Regions from separate parts of the Homo sapiens genome. Here regions 1 and 3 are each linked to region 2. A link is a contact called in ENCODE Hi-C or POLR2A ChIA-PET data. All regions are on one chromosome and are shown on one strand. Each heading gives the region's core, a stretch centred on a gene start or an enhancer-like site at or near the end of the contact. The rest is flanking DNA. Distances are from core to core; before and after follow the strand shown.

Region 1 (4,961 bases), core at 70-2,569, 670 kb after region 2:
CCAATTCATCACAAGTCTTGTTCATTCTGTATCCAAAGCCATTTCAAACTTGTCCACCTCCATTACCACCCCACCTCCTTACCCTCTCCATTACCACCCCATCTCCTTGCCCTATCCAACCCATTCTCTACCCAGAAAATAGGTCTATCTTAAAAAATAAAAATCAGATCACTCACAGTCTATGCAACATCCTTCATTGGATTCCCACTACACTTAGAACTAAATATAAACTTAGGCCTGGCACAGTGGCTTACACCTGTAATCCCAGCACTCTGGGAGGCCAAGGCAGGCCAATCACCTGAGGTCAGGAGTTGGAGACCAGCCTGGCCAACATGGCGAAACCTGTCTCTACTAAAAATACAAAAATTAGCCAGGCATAGTGGCAGGCACCTGTAATCCCAGCTACTTGGGAGGCTGAGGCAGGAGAATCACTTGAACCCAGGAGGCAGAGGTTGGGGTGAGTTGAGATCGCGCCACTGCACTCCAGCCTGGATGACAGAGCAAGACTCCATCTCAAAATAAATAAATAAATAAAAATAAACTTGTAGTGTCCTCTAAACTGCTACAGGACCTGGCTTCTACCCATCCTCCCAAGTGCAAGCTCATTTCATGCCACTCTGTCTTTGGCACACAATGCCAGTCCTGTCCAGCCTAGAGGTCTTTGCTATACTGTTCCTTCATCCTAGAAGCTCTTCCCCTACTCTTCCCATGCTAGCTTTGTCTCTTCCTCTGGGCCTTAGCTTAATTATTGTCCACTAAAGCAGACTTTCTGACCATCCTATCTGAAGTAAGCTTCTTTGTTTCCTTTATTCTCTTTTTAGCTCCTTCTTCCCCTCAGTCCTCACAGTTATTCCCACAGTCATAATGCCAACCCAATTTTTCCACAAATGAGGAAACAGAAAGACTTTTTAGGAACTTGTTAGATTTTAGACAAATCAAACACCACATAAACAACAAACTGCTTCTCTCCTAACTGGGCATCCTGCTGGATATGACCAGTCATACCCAATTCCACCCATATCTAAAAATTGAAAGGCTAACTGAGCATGGGGGTACACACCTATAGTCCCAGCTACTTGGGAGGCTGAGGTGGGAGGATCACTTGAACCTGGGAAGTTGAGGCTGCAGTGAGCCAAGATTGTGCCACTGCACTCCAGCCTGTGTGACAGAGTGAGACTCTGTCTCAAAAAAACCCAACTAGTTTTTAAAAAGTAAATACTGATAAGGTGAATCGGCATCTCAAACCCAAAATGAGGATACTCTTGAGACCCCCTTCAGTGGAAAGTGTGTAATGACCCAGATCCTGTTTTGCTGCAATCTTGGCCCTACATGACACAGCGGCATTCAACCGAACACGTAAAGACGAGAATAACTTTCTCACGAGTCTCATTTCCTGTGTTTTATATTAGAGCTCATTGTTGTTCTCTTTTTATTCCTCCTCTAAGACCAAAGTCCCATGAGATGGACCTTGGTAGAGTGAAAAAGGGTTTGAACTCAACTCAAATGCTATATGAGTGCATGCATGAAACTCCAGAATGGGCTCCAGCACTTTCAAATTTTTTTTCATTGACACTATCCACATGTAGAAAACATACCCTGTAAAGTACAACTTCTCCCTTTTGTTTCTAAGGTGAAAACTTAGGTCATATGCACGGAGCTGACAACAGATCACCCAATAATTATGTGATTGAAGTTGTCACTTATTTGGGTAAAACCTACTCAGGAATTTGAATTCTCTTCTAACAACTTGAACAGCTTCTCTTCTGTTTTGTTAATAAATCACTAAGTATGGCATACAAATCACCAGCAAGTTTTCGGAGAATTAAACTTACTGAAGCTCCTGCTTTCCAGCATTTTTATTTTATTTTATTTTATTTTTTGAGACGAAGTCTCGCTCTGTCGCGCAGGCTGGAGTTCAGTGGCACAATCTCGGCTCACTGCAACCTCTGCCTCCCAGGTTCAAGCAAGTCTCCTGACTCAGCCTCCCTAGTAGCTGGGATTACAGGCACGTGCCACTATGCCCAGCTAATTTTTTTTTTTTTTTTTTTGAAACGGAGTTTCGCTCTTGTTGCCCAGGCTGGAGTGCAATGGCATGATCTCAGCTCACTGCAACCTCCACTTCTTGGGTTCAAGCGATTCTCCTGCTTAGCCTCCCGAGTAGCTGGGAGGCTGAGGCAGGAGAATCGCTTGAGCCCGGGATGAGGAGGTTGCAGTGAGCCGACATGGCGCCACTGCACTCCAGCCCCAGCCTGGGCAACAAGAGTGAAACTCCATCTCAAAAAAAAAAAAAAAGAAAAAGAAAAAGAAAGTGAGTCACTTGATACCACAAAGAATATAGGCTCCTTTGTGAGCTAAAATTTCTAGATCTATAACTCAACAAAGGTGATTTATGACTTTTATAAATGTTGGAGGCCGGGCACAGTGCCTGACACTTGTAATCCAGCAAGTTGGGAAGGCAAGGTGGGCAGATTGCTTGAGCCCAGAAGTTTGAGATCAGCCTGGGCAACATGATGAAACCCCATCTCTACAAAAATAGAAAAATTAGCCAGGTGTGGTGGCATGCACCTGTAGTCCCAGCTACTCAAGACGCAGAGGTGGGGGGATCACCTAAGCCCAGGAAGTCGAGCGAACCGTGATTATGCAACTGCACTCCAGACTGGGTGACAGACTGAGACCCTGTCTCAAAAAAATAATAAAGTTAAATTAAAAATTAAGTGCAGCTGGGTGCGACGGCACACACCTGTAATCCCAGCATGTCCAGAGGCTGATGTGGGTGGATCACAAGGTCAGGAGTTCAAGACCAGCCTGGCCAAGATGGTGAAACCCCATCTCTACTAAAAATACAAAAATTAGCTGGGCATGGTGGTGGGCACCTGTAGTCCCAGCCACTCGGGAGGCTGAGGCACGAGAATGGCGTGAACCCGGGAGGTGGAGCTTGTAGTGAGCAGAGATCATGCCACTGCACTCCAGCCTGGGCGACAGAGCGAGACTCCATCTCAAAAAAAAAGAAAAGTGAGTCACTAGATACCATAAAGGGCAAAATTCCCAGGCTCATCTGTCCCTGAGGAAACGTTGAGGAGGAAATGTGGTTAGTTGTTTGTTTATATTTGTTTCTATAAGGAAGAAAGCTTGAGGTAGAGCTGAAATGCTTTTGCATTTTCTCATGCCACTTTAATACAGTCTCTATTCAGGACTCAGTGAAAACTTTTAAAAGAATATCAAGAGAAATATTTTTGTTGCTGTCGTTGTTTTAACCATAAGAATCATGACTGGGCTAAGAGATTTCCCTAAACTGTCCAAGCATGCTGTAGCTGCTAAGGCCATTTTCTTGGCTGCTTCTATTTTTCTTTTTTTTATGACCTATATTGCCTCCAGATTGGCTGCTTCTAAAGGGGTTGTTCGTACTGGGCTCTGAACTGAGTTACCCAGTTTAACTTCTATGTAGAAAATTACACCAGCTCTGGCCAGGTGCAGTGGCTCATGCTGTAATCCCAGCACTTTGGGAGACCAAGGCGGGTGGATCACCTGAGGTCAAGAGTTTGAGACCATCCTGGCCAACATGGTGAAACCCCGTCTCTACTAAAAATACAAAAAATTAGCCGGGTGTGGTGGCGGGTGCCTGTAGTCCCAGCTACTTGGGAGGCTGAGGCAGGAGAATTGCTTGAACCCGGCCGGGATGAGGAGATTTCAGTGTGCCGACATGGCGCCACTGCACTCCAGCCTGGGCAACAAGAGCGAAACTCCATCTCAAAAAAAAAAAAAGAAAAAAAACGACATCAGCTCTATCTCGAATTCAGTGTCTGGTGAAATTCTGAAAGAACTTAAGAAATGCTATGAGACAGGAGACACAAGACGCAACTCTGTCTTCATTGCTCAACAAATGCTAACAGGGTGTGTGCTTCTGTTCTCAATGAGTCAGACAGATTGGCCAGCTCTGAGCTCTGTTTAATTTGGTCCCACAGGCATGGGCCTCCTTCAAACACTGTCACTTCCAGAAAGTAAAGCAAGACACAAAACAAAACAAAATATCTCAGAGCTGGAAGAGACCTGAGGGATCACCTCCTCCAACATTCTCACTTAAAAAAGAAAAAAATCTAGGCTGGATGCAGTGGCTCATGTCTGTAATCCCAGCACTTTGGGAGGCCGAGGTGGGCAGATGACTTGAGGCCAGGAGTTTGAGGCCAGCCTGGCCAACATGGTGAAAGCCCATCTCAACCAAAAATATAAAAAGTAGCCGGGTGTGGTGGCGTGCGCCTGTAATTCCAGGTACTCGGGAGGCTGAGGCACGATAACTGCTTGAACCCAGGAGGCAGAAGTTGCAGCGAGCTGAGATGGCACCTCTGCACTCCAACCTGGGCAACAAAGTAAGTTCTTGTCTAAAAACAAAAACAAACAAAAACCTATCACTTCTATTATTACTATTATTATTATTATTATTATTATTATTATTATTATTTTCTTTGAGATGGAGTCTTGTTCTGTCACCCAAGCTGGAGTGCAGTGGTGCTATCTCAGCTCACTGTAACCTCCACCTCCCGGGTTCGAGCAATTTTCCTACCTCAGCCTCCCAAGCAGCTGGGACTACAGGCACGCACCACCACGCCCAGCTAATTTTTGTATTTTTAGTAGAGACAGGGTTTCACCATATTGGCCAGGCTGGTCTGGAACTCCTGACCTTGTGATCCACCCACCTCAACCTCCCAAAATGCTGGGATTACAGGCATGAGCCACTGTACCCAGCCAAAAACCTATGACTTCTAATTCAACTTTTTTGTTGTTGTTGTTTTCGAGACAGGGTCTCGCTCTGTTGCCCAGGCTGGAATGCAGTGGTGCCATCTAGGTTCACTGAAGCCTTGACAGCCCGGGTTCAAGTGATTCTCCTGCCTCAGCCTCCCAAGTAGCTGGGATTATAGGCCTGCACCACCACATCTGGCTATTTTTTTTATTTTTTGCAGAGACAG
Region 2 (4,790 bases), core at 735-3,234:
TGGCACACACCTGTAGTCACAGCTACTCAGGAGGCTGAGGCAGGAGGATTCCTTGAGCCCAGGAGGTCAAGGCTGCAGTGAGCCATGACTGTGCCACTGCAGTCCTACTTGGGCAACAGAGCAACACGCCATCTCAAAACAAAAGCAAAAAAAGTGATTTGCACTCAGTTGGGATTTCTCCATTGATAACTTTTAAACTCCATATTCCCTAGCACAGGGTCTTTGATTTAAAAAAAATAAATAAATAAGTCACTTTCTGTTAAAGCCTCTTAAAAATGTACTAGCACACGGGGAGGGTGCTTCTCAAAAAGCCGGTCACATTCTGTTTCTCAAACTGGGATATGAGCAGGTACACAGATGTTTCTTTTACTATTTATTAAACGGCTATGTTTTATCCACTCTTGTACCTATGCATATGTTCCACAATAAAGGGAACCCAGAGCCTGACTCAGTGGCTGTCTTGGGAACAGCCATCCCAGCCCCAGCCATGAGCCTGGCCCTCCCTTGTGAAGAAAAACGTGCAAGGCAACCAACAGTTTAGCCAGATTTTCACTGGAAAATCCTTATGTTGAGACATCAACTTTTACCATTTGTTCTTGGGCAAGTTAGCATCAACAATCGCCAACGGCCCCAAGTTAAATAGCACACAAATGCCATCAGACTGGTACCAGTCCAGCCTTCAAGGAACCATTAATGAGTCTTTTTTTTTTTTTTAATTTTGGAAACTAAACACTGGTCTTGTGCTATTTGGGAAAAAATACTCACTTTAAATTATTAGAACGTGAATGAAGAAATTGATGTCTTTCCCTTTCTAAAACATTTTGCATGCAAGGAAAAAAAAAGTAGTAATTTATTTCTCAAAATAAAATCTCTACACATAAATCTATCTTAAGCTATGTGGGGGTTTTTGGGGGGTTTTTTGGGGTTTTTTTGTTGTTGTTGTTGTTTTAAATGAGACAGAGTCTCGCTCTATCAGCCAGGCTGGAGTGCCGTGGCGCAATCTTGGCTCACTACAACCTCCACTCCCGGGTTCAAGCGATTCTCTTGCCTCAGCCTCCCGAGCAGCTGGGATTACAGGTGCCCGCCACCATGCCTGGCTAATTTTTTGTATTTTTAGTAGAGACACGGTTTCACCATGCTGGCCAGGCTGGTCTTGAACTCGACCTTAGGTGATCCACCCGCCTCGGCTCCCAAAGTGCTGGGATTACAGGCACAAGCCACTATGCCAAGCCTTAAGCTATGTTTATCAGAAATTTGCAATGTCAGAAGGGAGGCACAAAGGTGACATCCATCAATGTCTAGTCAAGAGGAATAATGAAAAGAACATGAGAAAAGAAAACAAGAGAGACACTTTAAAAGAATGGCTTACTTTCAGTTAAGTTATAATAACAAATACAGTTCCTTGAAAAATACAGGTTGTACAATATGTGTGGTTATGATTTCACTTTTATTAAAAGGATAATTACATAGTATGCATTTGTGTACACAGAACAGGGCTGGCAAGGATACAGATCAAACTGCTTTGAAGTGGTGGGGGGACATAAGAAAAGATCGTGTGACCTTCTCAATTTACTAAACACAAGTCTGACAAGCTAGAATTATTTTTCAACATGTGTATGCTTCTTTTGCAAATCCTTTAAAAAACTATTAATTAAAAACGGCTCCATGAGGGCAAAGTGCAAATTAACAGAATGTCATTTTTAGCTACAAATCATTGGAAAATTCTGAATGGGGAAGCGAAAGTACTATGACTCCTTAAAGACATGTTTTTGGAGAGTATTTTTCTAAGCTGAGTGGCAAGATGGCTGGAAGGACTTAACTACTGCACAGAACAAGTACTGAGACCAAACCACAGAACTGGGTCAGAGGTTTTAATACTGGGAACATGCAAATACATTTTTGAGAAAGGAATCTCTGAGGAAGGAGTTAAGAAGGAATCACGATACAAACAAAAACAAGACTGAGCTATCAGTAAGCAACCTTGAACTTCTGGCAGAGCGCTCCGCTGAATGCCCCTCCCATTCGTGGGTTCCACCGCACTCTGGAAACATGAAAACTGTCCTTTGCACGCAAGGCTACGGGGCTGAGATCAAAGCCTGGGCGCTGCGGCAGGTCAGAGGAAACATCACTTGGGACACACTCATGGCCACATGACTTTCCCCCATCAAGGCCCGCTGAACTCTCAAGAATCTGTTCACAGTGCTTCTGTTGCTTCTTAATTAGGATGTGCAAAAGTACATACTACATGCTGTGGTTTCCAGACACTGACTTCATACAGAAAACATTCAACAAAAAACTGGGGAAGAAATACTACAGAATTGCCATCTGTGTATCTTACTATGTTATTTAACATCTACCACTGACTCAACATCATTTCCTTAAAAAGGGATGTTAACTCTTCAAAAGCAGGAAGGAGAGAATGCCAGGGCCAGTATCATAACAGGCCAGAACCTTTGAACAGCCAAATCATTCTATCAATTCAGTAGATGCCAAAAAGGCTGACAAAACACTTCCTCCTGATTTAAAAAGCAAAAACCAGCCAGGCGCGGTGGTTTATGCCTGTAATCCCAGCACTTTGGGAGGCTGAGGTGGGTGGATCACCTGAGGTCAGGAGTTGGTCAGCCTGACCAACATGGAGAAACTCCATCTCTACTAAAAATACAAAATTAGCCAGGCATGGTGGCGCATGCCTGTAATTCCAGCTACTCGGGAAGGCTGAGGCAGGAGAATCGCTTGAACCCAGGAGGCGGAGGTTGCGGTGAGCCGAGATCGCGCATTGCACTCCAGCCTGGGCAAGAAGAGCGAAACTCCGTCTCAAAAAATAAAAAAAATAATAATAATAAAAATAAATAAAAAGCAAAAACCAAATATCTTCAATGCAAATTAAAAGATACTTCCTGAATATGACAAATATCTTCTGAAAACAAGGGCAAACTCAAACACTACATATTCTTCATGCTTTGGCATTTTGTTTTTTAAGTTTATTTTTAACCTTATACTACCCTTATATCCTTTATCCTTATACTATCATTCCCAATGTTTGTATTTTTTTCAAGGTCTTACAAAAGAGGCACATGTATGCACTTGAAAATCTTGATGAAATGGGCAATTTTGGGGGGAAAGCTATTTTTTCAGTGTTTTTGTTTTTGTTTTTGAGACGGAGTCTCGCTCTGTCACCTAGGCTGGAGTGCAGTAGCGTGATCTCAGCTCACTGCAACCTCCGCCTCCAGGGCTCAAGCGATTCTCCTGCCTCAGCCTCCCGAGTAGCTGGGATTGCAGGGCCCACCACCACACCTGGCTAATTTTTGTATTTTTAGTAGAGATGGGGTTTCATCATGTTGACCAGGCTGGTCTTGAACTCCTGACCTCAAGTGATCCACCCGCCTTGGTCTCCCAAAATGCTGGATTACAGGTGTGAGCCACCGTGCCTGGCCAAAAACTATTTTTTGAAAACCTGAACAAGTAACAATAAATGGAGAAAATTACAAAAGCAAATTACTCTTTTCCAAAAGGTGCTAGGCCCAGACAAATTCTTAGTTATTTCCCAGCCTTCCTCGTAAGAAATGGGAAATGAAAAAGCTTCCCAATTCCTTCTGGGAATGCAGACAAACTGACAAAGCACAACGGAAGAAAACTATGTATTTCTTCATTGGTGCAGCGGTGAGTAAGAAAAAAAGAAAAAGAAAGAATATGACGTTAACCTCACTTGCCATTCCTAGATTGTTTTTTATTACTTATTTATTTTTTGAGACAGAGTTTCACTCTGTTGCCCAGGCTGGAATGCAGTGGTGCCATCTTGGCTCACTGCAAACTCCACATCCCGGGTTCAAGCCATTCTCCTGCCTCAGCCTCCCAAGTAGCTGGGATTACGTGCACGCACCACCACGCCTGGCTAATGTTTGTATTTTTAGTAAAGACAGGGTTTCACCATGCTGGCCAGGCTGGTCTCAAACTCCTGACCTCAAGTGATCCACCTGTCTTGGCCTCCCAAAGTGCTGGGATTACGGGCGTGAGCCACCGTGCCCCGCCTGTTTTTTTTTTTTTAATTTTTGCAAATATGACATGTAAAGAATGACATCTGGTTTTGATCTTGATTTCTTTGATCCATGTGTCTACAGTTCTTTTATGAACTGTAAGTGCCTTTTACCCATTTTTTTCAGTACGTGTTTGGGTTTTTCTGATTCATTTGCAAGAGTTTCTTTCTTTCTTTTTTTTTTTTTGAGACAGAGTCTCGCTCTGTCGCCCAGGCTGGAGTGCAGTGGCGCGATCTCGGCTCACTGCAAGCTCTTCCTCCCGGGTTCACGCCTTTCTCCTGCCTCAGCCTCCCGAGTAGCTGGGATTACGGGCACCTGTCACCAGGCCCGGCTAATTTTTTATATTTTTAGTAGAGACGGGGTTTCACCGTATTAGCCAGGATGGTCTTGATCTCCTGACCTTGTGATCCACCTGCCTCGCCCTCCCAAAGTGCTGGAATTACAGGCATGAGCCACCACGCCCGGCCAAGAGTTTCTTTTTTTTTTCCTACTTTTACTTTGCTTTTTCTTTTTGCAAGAGTTTCTTATAGGTTAAGGATATTAACCCTTTGTCTACTGAAAGCATTTTCCCCAGAAAAAGCAAATGACTGCTTTTTCCATTTTGTTTATACCACTTGAAATAGAGGACATTTTTTAAGTCTCTCTTAAGTCATACTAGTATCTTTTTGCAATTTCTTCTATTACTTTTGTGCTAGAAAGTCCCTCCCCGGCCGGGCACGGTGGCTAACGCCTGTAATCCCAGCACTTTGGAAGGCC
Region 3 (4,703 bases), core at 1,973-4,472, 620 kb after region 2:
AGCCAGGATAAGTTTCCAAACAGAAAATTCAAGTTGTACAAAAGTGGAAGCCAGAGTCAGAATCTTCTGTGACTTCCCACTTAGCGAGGGATGTTACATGGCTGATAAGAGACTTTGGGTCGCAGCTTTTGTGTCACAAATGAGAGATAAACATGAGTTACACTCCTATTCTTGACTATCCGTTATTCTAAGCTGTCCTACCCAGGCTCTGGCTATTCCTCAGACAAGCAGTCAGAACCTGTATCTTGTTTCAGGCCAATGTCTTTCTCTGAACTATGTTATTCTAACAGAAACTAAAGATTTGACTCAACAGCTGCCTTAAGGTCAAGAATTCACTACAATTCATTACTGTAACTGAGTTTTAGCTTCAAATAATAAACTAGTGCTATCCACAGCATGGTCCCAGACCATCATTAGTAGCTGGGAGCTTCTTAGAAATGCAAATTCTCAGGCCCTACCCAGACTTATTGAATTAGGAACTCTGGGGGTGGGGGCCCAGTAACCTGTATTTTAACAAGCCTCCAGGTAACTTTTTTTTTTTTGAGACGGAGTCTTGCTCTGTCACCCAGAGTGAAGTGCAGTGGCGCGATCTCAGCTCACTGCAAGCTCCGCCTCCCGGGTTCATGCTATTCTCCCACCTCAGCGTCCCCAGTAGCTGGGACTACAGGCACCCGCCACCACGCCTGGCTAACTTTGTTTTTTTATTTTTAGTAGAGACGGGTTTCACCGCATTAGCCAGGATGGTTTCGATCTCCTGACCTCATGATCCAACCGCCTCGGCCTCCCAAAGTGCTGGGATTACAGGCATGAGCCACCAGGCCCGGCCGCCTCCAGGTAACTTTTATAAACACTTTGAGAACCCCTGTCATAGACCATTAACCAAACGTTAATTCAGCATGAGTAGTTTAGCCCTACCTGGCTCTGCTAAGACAGGTTTTAGGGCATTGTCCTTACTCTGATACAAGCTTAGCTCCTAAAATAAATACAGATATAGCTCATTGTATTGCACTTTATTATACTTCACAGATACTGTGTTTTTTACAAATTGAAGGTCTGTGGCAAACTTGAGTCGAGCAAGTCTATCAGTGCCATTTTCCCAACAACATGTGCTTACTTCGTGTCTATGTCACAGTTTGGCAAATCTCATAATGTTTCAAACTTTTTTGTTATTATTATATCTGTTATGGTGATTGCATGCTACAGAAAAATCTTTCATGAAAGGAACAGTTAATCAATGTAGTAAACTTCACTGTCTTATTTTAAGAAATTGACACTGTCCTTCAACCTTCAGCAACCACGACTCTGATCAGTTAGCAGCCATCAACATTGAGACAAAACTCTCCACCAGCAAAAAGATTGCAATTCACTAAAGGCTCAAATGATTGTATCATTTTTTAGCAATAAAGTATTTTTTAATTAAGGTATGTACATTTTTAAAAATCACTGCTTTAAACAAACCAACATGGAACATGTATATATATGTAACAAACCTGCACGTTCTGCACATGTACCCTAGAACTTAAAGTATAATAATAAAAAATAAATAAATAATAAATAAGTAAAAATCACTGCTTTAAAGCAAGAATAGCAAATGCTGCCAGGCGTGGTGGCTCACGCCTGTAATCCCAACTCTTTGGGAGGCTGAGGTGGGCGGATCATGAGGTCAGGAGTTCAAGACCAGCCTGACCAACATTATGAAACCACATTTCTACAAAAAATATAAAAATTAGCCAGGCGAGATGGCACAAGCCTGTAATCCCAGCTACTCAGGAGGCTGAGGCAGGCGAATCACTTGAACCTGGGAGGCTGAGGTTGCAGTGAGCCCAGATCGCGCCACTGTACTCCAGCCTGGGTGACAGAGTGAGATTCCATCTCAAAACAAAAACAAAAACAAAAACAAAAAAAGAATAGCAAATGCTTGACACATGTTCCCTATTTTTCCCCAATAAGCCTCAGAATCCTTTTCAACAGAGGTTTCCAGGTGGACTCTTCCAATTAAGAATAGAAAGTTGCCATTTCTGCTACCCCAAAAAGAAAAAAAGGGGGGGGGACAAATTCCCAGTACTACCTCATCTCCAAAACAGCCAGTTGGAGCATGTGAAACTAGCCCCACTAGTGCAGAGTAGAATTACTAATAAGCTGTGAAAAACGTGCTGCCGCCTCTCCCTCAGCCATTATTTCTCAATCTCCAGGAGCAGGATCTAGGTATGTGTATTTTTTTTCAAGTCCTCCCAAGTGATTCTAATGCGATCCCTGGTAAAGAACCACTAAATGAAAACAAGAGATGAAGAAGGCAAAGCAGTGAGTCTTTTTACTCCACTTGTCTAAGCAAATGTGGCAAATTTAAGAATGAACCAGAACCCAGGCATAGTGGCTTATACCCAGCACGCTGGGAGGCTGAGGCGGGAGGGCAGCTTGAGCCAGGAGTTCACAAACAGCCTAGGTCTCAACACAGTGAAACCTCATCTCTATAAAAAAATTTTAATGAGCTGGGCATGATGGTGTACACCTAGCTACTCGAGAGGCTGAGGCAGGAAGATCACCGGAGCCCAGGAGTTTGAGGTTAGAGTGAACCGAAATCGTGTCATCGCACTCCAGCCTGTGTGACAGAATGAGACCCTGTCTAAAAAATTTTAAAAAAAGAATCAGAACTATTTGGTGAACTAAAGACAAAATAATCTGATGAAATTAAATCAAAACCAGGAAAGACGGGTAGTCATATGGTGGTTTAGTGCAGCTGCCTAATTCTGAATTGCCCTTATATCCTTTCCCAAAATACCATAAAATCTACAAGGAGGGCAAATGAAACCACAAGTGACCCACATCTTCAGCAGTATTAGGAAACAATACCATGACCTTCAAGTTTTCTCTAAGCAGAAAAAAATTCCAGGAGAGCTCTAGCTGCCATGAGCCTGTGGGTAGGGAGAGCTGGTAAGAGAAAGCTTAAGACGCTCCCTGAAAGACAGGGGCACAGCAGACTTAGATGCAGAGCACATTAAAATTCCAAAGAAACACAATTTTAAAACTCACGAATATTGTCTAAAGGCACATGGATTCCTGTGTATCTACTCCCTTCTCCCTGTGAAACACTGTTTATCTGCTACCTGTGAATCAATTCTATTTCATTGTACATGCACAACATATGAACAACTGGTCCTCTTAAAATTGTTAAGTGTCTTATCCTGTTCACATCTTTTTGACCAAGTTGGCTGAAACTGACTTAGGACAGGCAGGGGTGTGTTTTAGAGACAAGTTCAGAAAGATATGAGGTTTCACTTCAGACCAGAGTGGCTGATCTGAAAATCGAAGAAAAAATAGCCACTTGAAGGAAATACTAGTCTGTGAAAGACTAGTAAAGAATATATACTATTAAAGTAATACTATTTACCAACAGAACTCTTATAAGGAGAGCTGAGAATTGGCTGAGAAAATATGTCATACTAGTGACAAACTAGAAAAAAGGGAGTTCTGTGTTTTTTAATTTTCTTTCTCCTAGCTTACATTACTGTTATTTTTTTACTTTCCTTTGTTATTTTCCGTTGCTTTACCACCAGTGCTCCTCAAACTATTTGCTGTGAATGACCAGCATTTTTTGTTTGCTTTACTCAACCTGTCTGGTGACCAATATTCTGATCTACATACCCAGTTCAATGAGATGTGTCCACAGTGACATGCATGGAGTCAAACTGCTATACACATTTCTAAATGCTTGCTCTCAGTTTTTGTATTTCTCACATCATGGATTGATTTTTTTAAAAGTCTTTTGGACTGGTACTGGTGCACAGGCCACATTTTAAGACATGCTGCTCTACAGGAAAATAGAGCCTTAGCAATCACCTAATCGGGCACTGGATATACTTGTATGCTATTTAGGAAAACCTATAACACTTCCAACTATCCACAGTGGGGTAAGTGCCACCTCTGCTGACATCCACTCATCTATGCTAACCCCTTTTTATCATGCAGATGAGGTAACTGAGGCCTACAGACATCAGCCGCCCAAGTTCACACTTAACTGCAGAAGAGTGGCTGACACCCAGATTTACCTTTCTCCATCCACTGTGCCCATACTAAGTTTACTGATGGATTCAATGCCACTAGTGAATACATTTCTTCATATTAGCTAAGCTATCTAAGTATGTGTTCCACTCTCTGCTCCTTTTAACACCACATACTTCAAGGAAATACTTTTATAGGCAAATACAAAAATTAGATCTCTTATCAAGAATATGTACTTACCATTAAAAAAAGAAATCAGAAAAAATTAAAAAGAAGAAAATAATATATAGTGACCAGACAAATGTTAATGCCTTAAAATGTTTCTTCAAATAAGAAAGCAAGGTGGGAGGATCTCAAGTCCAGGAATTTGAGATCAGCCTGGGCAACATAACCAGACACCACCTTTGTGCCAAAAAAAACCCCAAAAAACAAACAAACAAAAAAGTAATGCCATCTCCACACCAAAAACAAAAAACAAAAAAACAACCACAATTAACAAGGCATGGTCATGGGTGCCTATAGTCACAGCTACTCAGGAGGCTGAGGCGCAAGGATCGCTTCAGCCCAGGAGTTCAAGGCTGCATTGAGCTAGGATCACACCACTGTACTCCAGCCTGGGTAACAGAGTGAGACCCTGTCTAACTAATTATGGTGGTAAGTACCTAAAGAACCAGTCAAGAATTAAAAGTATATTCAATTATCCT

The links. Hi-C counts contacts between places; a loop is a spot of excess contacts on that map. ChIA-PET counts read pairs that join two places held with the same protein, here RNA polymerase II (POLR2A). Pooled maps may share reads with other maps.
Region 1: a pooled map shows a loop between it and region 2 (6-fold over the local background). The contact joins two enhancer-like sites. A Hi-C loop is called at or near these places in 4 of 37 single-sample maps with no recorded cell type and 2 of 50 pooled maps.
Region 3: a pooled map shows a loop between it and region 2 (5-fold over the local background). The contact joins two enhancer-like sites. A Hi-C loop is called at or near these places in 1 of 168 maps with a recorded cell type or tissue (B cell), 1 of 37 single-sample maps with no recorded cell type and 3 of 50 pooled maps. POLR2A ChIA-PET finds 5 or more read pairs at or near these places in 2 of 52 experiments (Panc1 and activated T-cell).

What each region holds. Positions count from the first base shown.
Region 1 is chr20:5,644,257-5,649,217 of GRCh38, forward strand. No RefSeq gene overlaps it. Among named protein-coding and RNA genes, the nearest start is that of GPCPD1, 36 kb to the left of the region's middle. RefSeq lists enhancers at 2,687-2,736, 3,257-3,396. Within about 2 kb of position 1,320, at least 9 of the 41 ENCODE cell types and tissues checked have a DNase peak (open chromatin) inside an H3K27ac peak, as active enhancers do.
Region 2 is chr20:4,971,652-4,976,441 of GRCh38, forward strand. All of the region lies in intron 1 of SLC23A2 (solute carrier family 23 member 2), which reads right to left. Among named protein-coding and RNA genes, the nearest start is that of SLC23A2, 27 kb to the right of the region's middle. RefSeq lists enhancers at 1,471-2,670, 1,926-2,235 and a silencer at 1,658-1,858. Within about 2 kb of position 1,985, at least 27 of the 41 ENCODE cell types and tissues checked have a DNase peak (open chromatin) inside an H3K27ac peak, as active enhancers do.
Region 3 is chr20:5,593,766-5,598,468 of GRCh38, forward strand. The region is part of intron 3 of GPCPD1 (glycerophosphocholine phosphodiesterase 1); the gene reads right to left. Among named protein-coding and RNA genes, the nearest start is that of GPCPD1, 15 kb to the right of the region's middle. Within about 2 kb of position 3,223, at least 2 of the 41 ENCODE cell types and tissues checked have a DNase peak (open chromatin) inside an H3K27ac peak, as active enhancers do.